Linked DNA regions of Homo sapiens: region 1 is linked to region 2. Evidence: read pairs that join two places in POLR2A ChIA-PET (ENCODE). Cell type or tissue: PC-9. All regions are shown on one strand.

Region 1 (2,500 bases), 1.3 Mb before region 2:
TTTTTGACCCATAGGTTAATGAGCAGTACTTCAGTTTCCAATTTGTGGACATTTGTCCAGATATCTTCCTTTTATTCCTTTCTAATTCATTCCATTTTGGTCAAAGAACACCTCATTTTTTTCTCATCTCCAGTCTCATTGTCTTTATGTTTGGTCAGATGTTTTGGGAACCATTGTTTTATATATCTTGTCTGTTTTTGGTTTTGTTTTGTTTCAGCTGGGAGGGTAAATCTGCCCATGGCTACTTAATGTTGGTCAGAAGTAGCAGTCTCCTCTCATACACTTTTTTTTTTAATTAGGAAATATTTCAAACATGTACCAAAAGGCTGAGAATAACTTATGTCTCTTTTCCTTGAGTAAATGTTCTGCAAAATTTACATTGTATTTTTTTAAAAATAAACGTTTTATAGATGTAAGCCCTACTTTTTTTGACATTCTTCATCTTACTGCCTACTACGTTTCCTTGCTGTACAGAGGAAAATGTGGCAGATGAAGTCTTACATTCATTATATTCTTTTACAAGTTTTTTTAAATTTAATTCTTTTCCATATTTATTCAAGGAGATGCATGTTAATAGATTGGTTTTAGCGACAGTGTAGTGTCTCATTGCATTGCATATATTATAAATCTGTTTTTTTGTATAGATGATTATATGAATTGCTTATGATTTTTCTCATCACAAACAATGGTATGACAAACCTTTTGCATTTTATATACATGATTATAGCTTATATGCATCTAGAAATGGAATTGCTGGTTCTGAGCAAACGAATATCTTCAAGTTAGCCATATGTTGATTGCCAAGTTGTTTTCCATATTATAGTTCCTTTTCCTTACAGATTATATTTTAATCTTTTTCCAGTCATTTTGGTAAGAAAAGATACCTCATTATCTTAATTGTATCTTCCTGATTGTAACAGGATTGGTATATTTTCATTTGCTTATTTTCCATTCTGGATCCATTTTCTATGAATTACCTGGTCATATTTTTCTAACCAGAATATTGAGAGAAAGCAACTCAAATGACATTTTACATTTCTTTATCTCAGAGCACTCTTAGATAATGGTGAAAGTAATCCATATGTAACTTATATTCAAATTAATATGGTTCTTGGGTCTATAGTTGTTCTAGTATTTTTCTTTCCATGCATTTTTATTTGTTTTGTGTATTTGAAGGAAACCCAGTCTATTGGACAGTATTAGTAGTATATGGGAACAAGACTGCTGTTTGGTTTTATTCAGTAGCATCACTAACACTAATGCAGATTGTTAACCTAGAGAAAAAATGTTGAAATTATTCATTATTAAGGCTTTCCTTAATACATAAATACCTGGTGATATTGTGTAGATCTGCAGTGGTGGCCTACCTGTTAAACTCGAATATGGTTTTGCAGTTGAACCTGTTAAACCTGTAGATCTTGTATTGTGTGAACAGAAATAAGGAAACTAGTTATGGGTATTAACTGGTTCTCTATAGGTTTTTGTTGTCTAACCCTTGCTCATAATGAAATAAGTCATTTTATAAACTTTATTCCATTTAGTAGTAAAGTATAAGATATTTCAAAGTCTTGTGACTATTTGTGTTTCTTCGGGGTACTGCTTATATCCATGGAAAAAAAATGTTTCTTTGTTTTGGAATATATGACTTGATGATACAATAAGTCATACTTCAACATTACTAATCCTAAATTGTGATTAAAATGTAGTTTAGTTTTATTATATTCAACATAATGTAGTGCCTCATTGATGAGAAATGAAGTGTATTTCGCAAATAAATTAATCTTAGGCCTTCAAACACATAAAACTTTTTTTTTTTTTTTTTTTTTTAAAGTAGAGATGGGGTTTCACCATATTGGCCAGGATGATCTTGAACTCCTGATCTCAGGTAATCTACCTGTCTCGGCCTCCCACAGTGCTGGCATTGCAGGCGTGAGCCACCATGCCCGGCCCCTAAAACACTGATTTTTAACATTGTTTTTGGAGATTACATTTATGTAATATATGTCACATTTTGCTGCCTGATTTACAGAATATAGGCAGATAATTTTACTTGTTCTTTAGGCAAGTAGCAGTCTTTATTTCTGTATCTAATGGCCTTTGTGGTTAGTATGATTCTTTTTTTTTTCTTTTCTCCCAGTTGTATTTTGACATTGAGCAGCTGTCTTTCCATTCATTCAGCAAGTATTCACTGAGCTCCTGCTATATTCAAAGCATTATTCTGGGGCCTGTTTATATAATAATAATCAATTTTTTTTTTTTGAGACAGAGTTTTGTTCTGCCACCCAGGATGGAGTACAGTGGCGTGATCTTGGCTCACTGCAACCTCCGCTTCCCGGGTACAAGTGATTCTCCTGCCTCAGCCTCCCGAGTAGCTGGGATTACAGGTGCACACCATCATACACCGCTAATTTTTAATTTTTTTAGTAGAGATGGGGTTTCACCATGTTGGCCAGGCTGGTTTCAAATTCCTGACCTCTAGTAATCCACCTGCCTTAGCCTC
Region 2 (2,500 bases):
TTCTGCAGTATAATTTAAAAAATAGTGTCTCTTTTTTTCCTTTTTAATTTTTATTTTTTGAGACAAGGTCTCACTCTGTCACCCAGACAGTGTCATGGTCATGGCTCAGTGTAGTTTCAACCTCCTGCTCAAACAATCCTCCTGCCTTAGCCTCCTGAGCAGCTAGGACTACAGGCACGTGCCACCACACCTGGCTAGTTTTTAAATTTTTTGTAGAGAGGAGGATCTTGCTGTGTTCCTCAGGCTAGTCTCCAACTCCTGGGCACAAGCCATCTTCCTGCCTCAGCCTCCTAATGTGGTGGGATTGCAAATGTATGACACCATGCCCAGCCAAAACTATTCTCTTACTGAAACAAACCTACCTTTTTATTCGTAAGAATCTTTCCCCTTGGAACACAGTATCAGAGTTTGTCAATCAAAACTACATTGTTTACCTTATCATAGAATAAATTGTTTGATTCAAAAATTTTGATTTTTGTAAAGTTGATCTTTGAAGAGCCAGATTAACCACCTGGATTGAGTAATGTGTCCTGTGTGTTGCCTACCTCACCAGTTGAATTGGAGAGACCACAATGAGCTGAATTTCTTGGTTTGGCCAGAGCCTTTCTTTGTGGGTAGAGAGGAAATGAGAGCAGCAGAAAATCTGGAGATAGGATCAGCCACCTCCCCTAGTGAGATCTGAGAGACTCCCTTGCCCCATATCTCTTCCTGTTGGATAGTTGACAGGGGCCACTGCTTTGGAATAAGTCAGCGAAGATCACTACCAGGTAGAGAATGGAAAGCCTCCTTTGGTTTTAAGGAGGAGAGAAACACTGAGGCACTCCAGGAAAGGGAGTGTTTATCATAGATACACAAACTGGAACCAGAAAACTGTTCGGGGATTGAGGGAGCTCTAGGGACTGGCTGTTTCCTTTATCTTTCTCATAGCCAGGATCATCTCCCTCTTGTTATCTTTCTGCTTTTTTCCTATGAAGTGTCTGCTCTGTCTTCCCTCTTTATCAAGAGGCCAATCCCGGCCGGGCGCGGTGGCCTGTAATCTCAGCACTTTGGGCGGATCGTGAGGTCAAGAGATGGAGACCATCCTGAACAACATGGTGAAACCCCATCTCTACTAAAAAAAAAATACAAAAATTAGCCGGGTGTGGGGGTGCACACCTGTAGTCCCAGCTACTCAGGAGGCTGAAGCAGGAGAATCGCTTGAACCCGGGAGGCAGAGGTTGCAGTGAGCTGAGAATGTGCCACTGCACTCCAGCCTTGCGACAGAGTGAGACTTCATCTCAACAAAAAAAAAAAAAGAAAAAAAAAAGAAAAAAAAAGAGGCCAATCCCTCAATCCAAATGCCTGAGAGAGCAAGTCCAGTTGCCTTTGTTCCGTGAGGCTACCCTTTGGGTAGAGCTCTTTGCCCAAGGCATCTTCATGAGTCATTAACCAACTGATGGAAAGGCTGCCTCAGGCCAGGTGTCTACCTCTGGTCCACTTAGGGTCCCTTGTGCGTAGACACCAGCCTAAGGTAACTTCCTGATCCTGGGGATTATGGATGTGGCAGTTTATACTAAAAGCAACTGTTGGATGACAGTGCCTAGGATCTGCATTTAGTCTGAGTCCCAATGCGATCACATGCCTAATTTGTTTGACCAGTCAGCGCTCAGATTTCTTCCTCTGTAAATAGGGGATAATAATGAAACCAACTTCACAAAGTTGTAGTGAGGCTCCAACAGGGTAATATATTAGTGAAAGGGCTTTGTAAACTATTAAATATTATACGAATGATATTATTATCAAAAAGAGATAACCTCTTAAGCCATTTTGACCCCTTTGGGTTCTCAGGCTAGTCATTCATCTTAAAAAGGAACATGGCAGGGAACAAATGGGGAGTGTCAGGGGGCCGGGAATCTCTTGTTACCCTCTGTTAAGGGATGTCCAAGGACAGCTAGCTGGGAGTCTTGGGCCTCAGGGCATCACAAGGCTCTGGGTTCTTGATGTGTATATGTATAAAATGAGGGGGAATAGAGGACCCCTTTTCTCCTTGCCTCTAGTGACACATCCCTTTTCATTGATAACCCCTCCAAATTTCTTTAAAGAGAAAAGGAGACGAGAAGTAAGAAAATGAAAGTTGAAAAGAGAGAGGTGATGGTGACTAGGCAGAAGTAATAAGATACTGGGTGTGAGTTCCCTAGAAGGGCTGGGCAGTTCAGCTCACAGAACTGAATTGCTGGGGAATTTTGGCTCACAACTAAACATCCTGCAGCTGCCAGTAAATGGCAACCCCTTTGTATGAAATGTGGCCCTGACCTTGGGCAGAGCTCCATCTGAGCACCCCTGGACCCCCTGACTCACTGCTGAAGTAGCTAAATGAGGGTGGAGCACTGGACGGAGTACAGTGGCTTTGTAATTAAGTTTACCAAGTCCCTCATTGCACAAGGGGAAAGATGGAAAAGAGGTTGGAGAGATACTTCTTTAATAAGATCCCTGTCCCAAATCTGAAACCTAGGTCCTGTTT

What was found. ChIA-PET counts read pairs that join two places held together with the same protein. Peaks named below come from ENCODE experiments on the same cell type or tissue, not always from the same donor. Only the 100,000 strongest peaks of a DNase experiment are listed, where the experiment ranks them.
Region 1: POLR2A ChIA-PET joins it to region 2 with 5 read pairs; 1 of 35 experiments calls an interaction of 5 or more read pairs at or near these places.

Annotation. Positions count from the first base shown.
Region 1 is chr1:88,706,813-88,709,312 of GRCh38, forward strand. All of the region lies in intron 1 of PKN2 (protein kinase N2), which reads left to right. Among named protein-coding and RNA genes, the nearest start is that of PKN2-AS1, 23 kb to the left of the region's middle. In PC-9, no CTCF peak of the experiment used is centred here; a DNase peak (open chromatin) is centred at 1,409; H3K4me3 peaks cover 804 bases; H3K27ac peaks cover 1,091 bases.
Region 2 is chr1:89,972,993-89,975,492 of GRCh38, forward strand. All of the region lies in intron 2 of LOC105378847 (a long non-coding RNA gene), which reads left to right. Among named protein-coding and RNA genes, the nearest start is that of ZNF326, 21 kb to the right of the region's middle. In PC-9, no CTCF peak of the experiment used is centred here; DNase peaks (open chromatin) are centred at 619, 1,419 and 2,269; H3K4me3 peaks cover 1,784 bases; H3K27ac peaks cover 2,500 bases.